Linked DNA regions of Mus musculus: region 2 is linked to region 1. The links are chromatin contacts, found by Hi-C or POLR2A ChIA-PET in ENCODE. All regions are on one chromosome and are shown on one strand. The core of a region is the stretch at or near the end of the contact, and the rest is flanking DNA. Distances in the headings are between cores, read along the strand shown.

Region 1 (4,555 bases), core at 1,393-3,892:
CTTACCCGCCTTAGGAACGCACAAGGCGTCCACATGCCCTAAAAGCCGATCTCGGCAAACTTTCCCGGCGTCAGGGTGAGGAGAGCGGGCGCAGCGCACGGCTCCTTGGCCCCATCTCGCCCCAGCGTGGGCGAGCTGACGCCCCCCGCCCCCATCGGGCTGGGAGTCCTCCCCACGGAGCGCCTCTTCCATCGGTCAGCGCCAGGGAGGAGGGCGAGCCGAGGAGGCGGCGGCGGCGCTGCTCTGCAGCCCTCCTCCCTCCCCTCCCCCCCGCAGCCGGACGCCTCCGAGGAGGGGCAGGAGCCATTTTGGGAGCTGTCTCGCCCCCTCCCCCTCCCCTACGCTGTCTTGGGACTCGAAACAAGACTTAAGTAGGAACCACCAGCCAGTTCTCAAGGTCAGATGGCAAAAGCAACTCTGGGGTAGCCCCTCGCGCGAAAGTAAAAGCGTCTATCCCCCCAGAACACACCTCTCGCTCCCAAACTCCCCTTTCCCTGGCTGGGAAGACAGGTGTGCACGTCTGGGCAAGTAAATTAACGTTGGTGAGGGGCTGTAAGGCGGGCTCACCATTCCCCAATTATAGCCCCAACTGGCCTAGGTCCTAGAACTGCAACCAGGCGACCCTCCCTCCACATGAGCCCTCGACCTCGAACCTCGGTCACTGCACTTAACATGGCGGCCAAGCTCCCGTCTTCTGGACCGCAAGATAAGCGCAGACCCCGCAAGGGGTAAGTGCGCCTTGGAAGCAGAGACCCTGCACTCCCCGCCGGGAACCAGGCCCGGGTCGCCCGAGTGCGCGCGGCCCCGCCCGGGTGGCTGCGGCGAGCAGGGCAATGACACAGCAACTTTAGAGGCCTCTCCCCTCCCCCTGGCGGCCCGGCCTCCAAACTGGATTTTCCGCACCTGGGCCTGGCGGGTCCGGGCCGAAGCCCGACGGGGGTGGGGTGGGGGTGGGGAGAGAACTCGGGGAGCGGGGAAACTGCTGGGCCTTAGAGAGAAAGGGTAGCCAGACGACGCTCCCGTTTCCCTGCATTCCGGAAAATCACTGCGCCCCAGTCATTCCCAGCCCTCCCTGCCCCCACATGAGTCACAGGGGAGGCTGCTGCTACTTAGTAATTTGGAAAAGTAACTCTTTCCTCCTTTCCGTTCCCTCCCCCGCAGCACACAAGGAGGCAACTGTTCCAGGCAGGGGGAGGGGAGGAGGGCGGCAGTAGAGCATGCCACCCGGAGAAACCCTAGACCTCGGAGACTGGGAGGCTCGGACCACGCTGGCTCTCCCCTCCCAGCACCCACCTCAGGCCAGGACTGCGCTCGCAGGCGGCCCCCAGGCTCTGGGCCGGTGAGCCCTCCCCACCCTGGGGCAGAGACAAACAGCTAAGAGCCCGGAGGGGATGCGCAGCTGGGAACAGCAGGCCCCACAGGCCGCGTCCTCGTGAAAAGCACACAAACTCGACCGAGCCTCCATCACGCCATGTGACGATGGCGAGCCTGCTACCCTTGACACAAAGGGAGCTTAGGGAGTCCCTGGGGAGGCAGGGAGTCGGCGCCAGGGAACCACACCAGTTCACCTCCAGAGCTGCCAACTCCTAAGCTCTCGCATCCCACGACCAACACTCACACTCAGCCTACGGGGTCGCCCTCCCCTCGCCCGCCCAAAACATCCCATCTCACCTGGCTCCCGATTCCTGTCCCCCCCCCCCCCCCCGGTGACGGGTGCATGGGGCACAAGCCACCCTCGCCCCTTTGCCCTCCGATGGGTATGTAGGCACGAGGTTGGCCATTCCCCTCCCCCACACAGTGGCCCTCTTGCGCTGGCCCCAGTCCACACTCCCATTGGCTGTCAGGTGTTTGAAAGACAAGTCTTTCCCCCTTGGGATTTTTCTCCTGAACCCCAAGAATTCTTCCCACTCCCCACCTTTACTTATGCATTTAAATGACCGATGGCGTCCCCGCCCCAGGGGCCCCTGCTCACCTGGATCCAGGAGCCACGGGGGGGCCCTCGAAAGTCGCCCTCAGCCCGGCTGGGGGGGGAGCAAGGAATCCGGGGTGTCAACCCCCCCGGAAGCCGAGAAGGCGTTGGGGGAGGGGGCGTAGCCCCCAGCCCCTCCCTTCCCTAGCCGCTGGGGGTGGGGGGAAAAGCATCGGGGCCGCGCGGCCACGTCAGCAGCGCTCCGACTGGCTGGGGCGGGTCACGTGTCCGCCCCCCCTACGGCCACGAGGGCGAGGTTTCCGAACACTGCGGAGGGTCGTGAACGGGGTCACAGGGACTGCAAGGCCCAGACCTGTGTCCCGAGACCCCAGACCTCGCTAAGGCTGTTGCCTCGCCAGGTCCCCGGCCTCCCTTGCGCCTGTGGTCGCCCCCGTCCCCCCCACTCGCCTCTCGGTACGAGTTCAGCATGGCTGCCGCAGCCCCACGAAACACATAGCGCATGCGCAAGGGTGTGCCTGGTCTGGGGGGAGGGGAGGCACGGGTCGCGGGGAGAGCCGCGGTGCGCAGGCTCAGTGCGCCCCGAGCCTCGGGGCCACCTCGTTGAGCGATGGGTGTGGCGGGAGCGCGCGGGCCTGCGCCCCGGTGGCCTCCCCCCCCTCCCCACCGCGGCGGGGGGAATAGGTTCTTCCGGCTCCGGTCTGAGGCGTTGCCTGGCACTTTCTGGCCAGAATCCGCGGGGCCCCATGCTGTGGTCCCAGGAGGCACGCGGGTCCTGGCTGCAGCAGCGGGACTGCAGGGCGAGCCTCCCTGGAACGGTGGGGGTCCGCTTGGATGTTGCACGCTCGATTTGACGTTTTAATCGGGAGGAGTTGTGGGGTTCCTCGAATTTCTTAAACTGTTTCTTTTTTTTTTCCTCTATGAGACTTGAAAATACCCGAATCCTGCCTTCGAAGTATACCACCCGTGTTTCTTTCTCTGATCGTGTACAGGTAGACCATTTATTAACATAGAGTTCTACTTCGTCATTTCTGCTCGTTTTGATCATGATTCTTTCCTGACATTGTCTATACTCTGTTTCTGTTTCTGTGACCTGCCTTACTAGTTTGTTTCTCAGTCTTGAATTCATCCTACTAAAGTTTAGGGTGACAACTTAAAAACAATGCAGTTGACTTAAAGTGCGAAGCTCGCGCTTATCTCTGTTGTCTTTTGTCTTTGAAGGTATGGTCTGGATTTACACTCTGCACCAGCAGCCCACCTGTATTTTCCGTGTGTAGAACAGGGCATGTCTCTTATTTTATCGGGGCTTCTCAGTTGAAGGAAATTGCTTTTGACTTGGTCACCTTTCTCTGTTAACCTAAGTAACTTCCTGTCCATTTTGCTCTCTTAGCCAAAAAGAAAACCCTATTCAGTACCTACCCTGTCTCTAAGTAGCCAAAAAGAAAACCCTATTCAGTACCTACCCTGTCTCTAAGTACTCCGTGGCTTTCTCAACTTCCTTGCACAGCAGGACTTGGACTTACAAGACTCTCCCTGCTTGTCTCCTCCCAGTTCTCTTATTTCCCACTTCATGCAGCCCCAGAGTGTGACCTCACCACCCTACTTAGCAGGACCTCCCAGCTGCCCACCCCAGAGTCCACTTCTGATTTCTCCCTGACATTGCCCATGCATGTCATGTTCCCAACCCCCAGTCTCCCTTTTGTACATTTGGGTAGCTGGTTCCTGCTGTTTGTCTGGAATGCTTCTACATCTTCAATGACTCAAGCCTTTCAACTCCACCGTAAGATTAGACAGTTCTCTTGAGTGGAACTTCCTATGAAAAATTCCTGCCTGGATAACCCCAGACACTGGAGCATGCTCAGAATTGATGTGGGCTGTCCGGCGCATCTGATCTGCTGCTGTGTTATTCTGTCCATGCACGATGTCCTCACCTCTCCTTACAACTTTATATTCACCTGAACTTACCATTCCCTTCTTCATCTATCAATGCACACTGCTGTGTCCTCAAGAACCAGGCAATCGTGCCTGTGTCTGCTGCATCACCTGGACTTGTTATTTGTACTGTGCAGTAGCAACTTGAATTTAAATCAGTATTACATGCTGTTTAGATTTGTTTCATAGTGGCACCAGCCATATTTTCAAGTTCTCAGTGGCCAGGCATGGCTAGTGGCTAGGACATGAAGCCATAATTCCACGTGCTCTGGGTTTTGTCCACGGCCCTGAAATTGCGTATTAAATTGTGGCTCCCTGGGCTTTCCCTCTTTTTTTTTTTTTTTTTTTTTTTTTTTGGTTTTTCGAGACAGGGTTTCTCTGTATAGCCCTGGCTGTCCTGGAACTCACTTTGTAGACCAGGCTGGCCTCGAACTCAGAAATCCGCCTGCCTCTGCCTCCCGAGTGCTGGGATTAAAGGCGTGCGCCACCACGCCCGGCATGGGCTTTCCCTCTTGACCTATGCTAGAACTCAGCTCCTGTGTTTTGTTTGTTTTTGTTTTTTTGAGACAGGGTTTCTCTGTGTAGCCCTGGCTGTCCCGAAACTCACTTGTAGACCAGGCTGGCCTTGAACTCAGAAATCCTCCTGCCTCTGCCTCCCAAGTGCTGGGATTAAAGGCATGCACCACCACTGCCCTG
Region 2 (4,555 bases), core at 1,331-3,830, 440 kb before region 1:
AAACTAAGTGCTGCCACTTTCTCAGGTATCCTCCATTAAGCCAGTCTGAGACCACTCAGGTTCTTTCCCACAAGGGCTATTTCATCTGATACTTCCTATGCACATTCTGTCTGTCAAATGACTCAGCCACAAGTTATCTATCTGAATACAGACAGTGGAAATTTAAAACTGTACCATAGGACCGTGTTCTATTAAAAATGCAATCTTTCATATAGAAAGGCTCTAGCGGCATTGCATTCTATATATAGGAAATAATTTTTTGCCCCTGCAACAGGGTTTCTTTGTGTAGCCCTGGTTGTCCTGGGCTCTGTAGACCAAGCTGGCCTTGAACTCAGATAATCACCTGCCTCTGCCTCCCAAGTGCTGTGATTAAAGGCATGCATTACCACTCTGGACAGAAATTAACTTCCTTAAAGCTTTTTAAATAAGGCCCTCTGAAATCCTAGAAAGTGAACCAGACGTGGTAGTACACACCTGTAATTCCAGCAACTGGGTGGAGGTGACAGAAGCAGAGGCGTTGTTCTGAATTCAAAGCCATCACAGTCTACACTGTAGACTCTACAGTTTGCCCAGGCATCTAACTCAAAAACTGAAAACAACAAAGACTAGAAGAGGGAATCTGATCCTACAAGGCATCTCTATGACAAAAGCTGAAAAATCTGAACATGAGACTAACTAAAGGTGCTCAAGTGTAGCTCAGAGGTAAGAGTGCTTGTCTAGCATCCTCAAGACCCCGAGTTCCCAAGAGGATGGAAGGGAAAGTTAAAAATGAGCACACTCCTAAGCTGAGCCTTTCTGGTAGTAAAGAGAGGCCTCTTTATCCTTTTAGTACTATGGGGTGAACCCCAGGACCTTGTGCATCTTGAGTAACTACTCTATTAATGGGCTATAATCTACACACTCATACACGACAGGCAAGTACTTATGTAGCTTAGGCAAATCTTGAGCCGAATCAGCTCTGGAACTCACGCAGCCTCTCCAGTGCTGAATAACACACAAGAACCAGTTAACCAATGGTGTTTTACTTCTCCCTAACTAAGATAAAAGATATGAAATTTCCTCCAGTAACAAAATAGCCATTACTTGGTAAATGCTTCACTAACAAGTGTTTTAAGTACTCTCAACTCCCAGAGTCCTAAAACTTCCCACCTTATACATTTGATGGAAAACAAAAATTCAGAGACATGGGCTGCTGATTTTAGAACCAAAATGTTTCTCCAGACCTCCTCAAGCTGATATATTAGTATATCAGTATGAGGAGAGTTTCACAGGAGCAGAATCTTATGGTTTCCTCCTTGAAGAAAACTTTTTAGGGCTCAGAAAGACCACCCTGTGGTCTGATATTAGGAATCGAATCTAGGGACTTTGGAGTGCCAGGTTATTGCTATGTTTTCATCCCTCTTTTTGAGAGTTAGGGTCTAGCTCAATTTCCCAATGACTAAATGGCAACCTAGACTGAACTCACTCTATATAGTCTGGCCACACTTTGCACTCTGGATCCTGCAGCTTCCCACTCCTCCCAAAAGGCTGGGACTCCTCAGGCCATGCTAGGACACTTATAATAACGAATCAAGGTCCCTAGACAGATCTCCAAGCAGGATTCCAAAAAAGGGATGATGACGTCTGTCTATTTTAATTTCTGAAACCCCGAAGTGGTGCCTCTACCCGAACACTTTAGGTCTGTTGCTAAGGATGAACACTGAGCAAGCAAAGACCATTTCTCCCATTGGTACCAACTGCACTTTAGGAAGTAGGACTATAAAGAGGGGAAAGAACTCCAGCCCAGGAGCCCGGGTCCGGGGCCATTCTAATGGAAGAAGCACTTCTTGCAGAATGAGGGTAACACCGGTGTCTCGGAACCCCGCAACAAGAGTCATGTCGACACCTTCCGGGTCGCGCCGCCGACCGTACACGTGACACCTCGCACGCGCAAGCCTCCCGCCCCTAACTTCTCAGATCTGAGAAACTGAGACAGAATACTTCCACTACTATGGATTGTATGCTGAAGGGTTGAAACTACACAGTCTTAATGGTTCAACCCTCGAGACCCCAGTGAGAGGTGCTGCGGGCCCTGATCTCCCGCAGCCCGCGCGCCATCACTGCTCTGAGAATAAAATACCAGGCCACAGGCCTGAGGCCTCGACGACGCGCTCAGACAGCCAGGAGGCTGAGGCAGCGGAGGCAAGCGCTGTCGGCAGGGGGCGATCCATTAGGCTCTCCTGGCTTCGTCGTCGTCACAGCCTTGGCCGCCCCCAACTCTCGGCAGGGAAAAGGCCTGCGCAGACGCCGCGCCGCCGTGGGAGAAGAGAAAGCGGCCCACAGACCTAACGGAGCTGCGAAGTAACCTGGCTGGAGTTAGAGAAGGATCAATTGCTGTTAGACTACTCACCCCTTCGGGCCCGGAGCTCCGTTGCCGCTCGGCACGCAGGGCGCGCCGCTCTCTTCCTCCATTTTGGGTTCTGTCGCCGCCACTTCGGCTGCCGCTTCGACCCCTGCCGCCATTTTCTCCGCGTCTGGGCTTTGTGTGAGGGAGCGGGCTCTGTCGAGCTGCGCCTGCGCGCTCACGTGACCCCGAACGACCAGTAACGCCTCCTTGTGCGGCGACCGGCTCCCGCTTCCTGCTCGCCTCGGGTCACGCCCCCTGGACGTCAGGCCACGCCTCCTCCAGTGGCAGGCCTCACTTCCCGATGTCCGCAGATACAGTTGGGTTGTGGGACAGGGGGAGAGATATGTGTCGCTCATTCGAACTTACAATACGAGCGCACATACGGACCTAGTCGGTCCAGCTTACTTTATATTTTTCCGTTTTGTTTTACTCATTAGCTTTCTTTTTTGAGGCAGGGTCTCACTATGTAGCCCTCCAGCCTCTCCCTACCTACCAAGTGCAGGAAATAAAGGCAAGCACCACCACGCCTGGCCTTTTCTTTCTTTTTCTTTTTTCAGCAACTTCATATATGTATATCATGTATTTTGCGCTTGCTTGGGGTTTTGCTGTTGTTGTTGAGACAGTTTCTAGCCAATACTGGCCTTGAATGTCTGAGCTGCCGCCTACACCTCTTGAGTGCTAGAATGATAGGCCAGAGGAACCAGGCTAATCAGTGCTAGGAATTGAACCCAGTGATTTGAACATGCTAGCAGTCTATCAACTTCAATCCCTGACCCTATACTGTTCTTTTATCATATTCACCTACCATTGCCCTTTTATTTCCCGCATTTCCACTGTACCTTCTTTCCAACAAGTTCCTCCATGTACCTCCTTGTCTTTGTTTTATGACCTACTGAGTTGGGTTTGCTTGCAAGAGCATAGATTAGGGGTTGATTTATTGGGGCAACTAAATAGGTGGCTACAACACTGAGGAAAATGACACCTCTTTCCTCCAGCATCTACTACCAATAGATCTTCAGGGAAGGGTGAAGCCTCCCAAGGCTCCCCCACCCCAACATGATGAGGTTCTATCTTGTGCAAGTAACCACAACTGCTTTGACAATGTCCGTGGCATGTCAAGGAGAGATCAGCTTTCCTTAAATGGAGAAAAAATATAAAAATTATGTTGGCAGGAATTATTTTTATTGGGGGGGGGATGGAGGGGGAATGATTGAATACAGGCTTTGAGCATGCCATGGCTGGCATGTGGGAATTGATTTTCTCTTTCCAGTAATCAAATTTAGGTTGTCAAACTTGGCAGCAAACATCTTTACCCACTAAGACAGAGCCAACCCTGCATGCAGAATTCTTGACAGGTTAATATCAAACTAAAACTCTCCATGTAATTCAAAGCATTAGAAGAGATGTATAACAGAAACCTCCCTCCCACCCTTTTCCGACTCCTCTTTTCCCCTTCTTTCCCCTCCCTCCCTCCTATTCTATCTCTCCTTACGGCACCACCCTGACACCATTTCCTGGGACCCTACATTCCAAAGTTATGATGAGAAATAGGTACCAAGCTTGGTAGGCCAGAAGAGTGAAGATGCTTGTGTGTTTTTACATAAATTTTTTTTTTATGGATATCAGTTCACCAGTCACCCAAGGCCTGATCACATCAGCTCTGTTCCTCAATCATATTGTTCCAGTCACGAAGTCTCCCAACCTGCTCTTCCTATGGGCCAGATTCCAGCCTCTGAGTCTTTACTTTCTGAAAAATTGACTTCCCCTTGAGTTTCCAGTCAGGGCAGCAAGATACTACCATGCATGAGCCTGTGTACTAGGCAAGAGATGGGTGCAGAAAACAACAGGGAAGACCAGACTGTACTGGACCCACTGGGATGATGAGACTGCTTTTCTGAGGCTCAATTTGCTCATCTGGAAGTAGGGTTAATGAAAGACTCCTGCCAGACAGTAGTAGTACACACCTTTAATTCCAGCACTTGGGGGTCAGAGTAGGTGGATCTCTGTGACTTTGAGGCCAGCCTAATTTACAGAGTAAGTTCCAGGACAGCCAGGGCTACACAGAGAAACCCTGTCTCAAAAACAAAAACAAAAAAAAACCCAGTAAGTAAGCAAAATGCTCTCCAGAAACCACCTTTTAGGGCTGTCCTGCGCATACAATGCAGGAAA

The links. Hi-C counts contacts between places; a loop is a spot of excess contacts on that map. ChIA-PET counts read pairs that join two places held with the same protein, here RNA polymerase II (POLR2A).
Region 2: a map of heart shows a loop between it and region 1 (4-fold over the local background). The contact joins the promoter of Hnrnpm here to the promoter of H2-DMa in region 1. A Hi-C loop is called at or near these places in 1 of 37 maps with a recorded cell type or tissue (heart). POLR2A ChIA-PET finds 5 or more read pairs at or near these places in 2 of 5 experiments (Patski and embryonic stem cell).

Annotation. Positions count from the first base shown.
Region 1 is chr17:34,120,190-34,124,744 of GRCm38, forward strand. It overlaps H2-DMa (histocompatibility 2, class II, locus DMa), which reads left to right and starts at 2,643. Exons shown (of 6, transcript NM_010386.4): 1 at 2,643-2,745. Brd2 (bromodomain containing 2) reads right to left here and starts at 2,418. Exons shown (of 13, transcript NM_001204973.1): 1 at 1,973-2,418.
Region 2 is chr17:33,682,878-33,687,432 of GRCm38, forward strand. Hnrnpm (heterogeneous nuclear ribonucleoprotein M) reads right to left here and starts at 2,581. Exons shown (of 16, transcript NM_029804.3): 1 at 2,390-2,581. The coding sequence starts at 2,502. It also overlaps a transcript of Marchf2 not described here.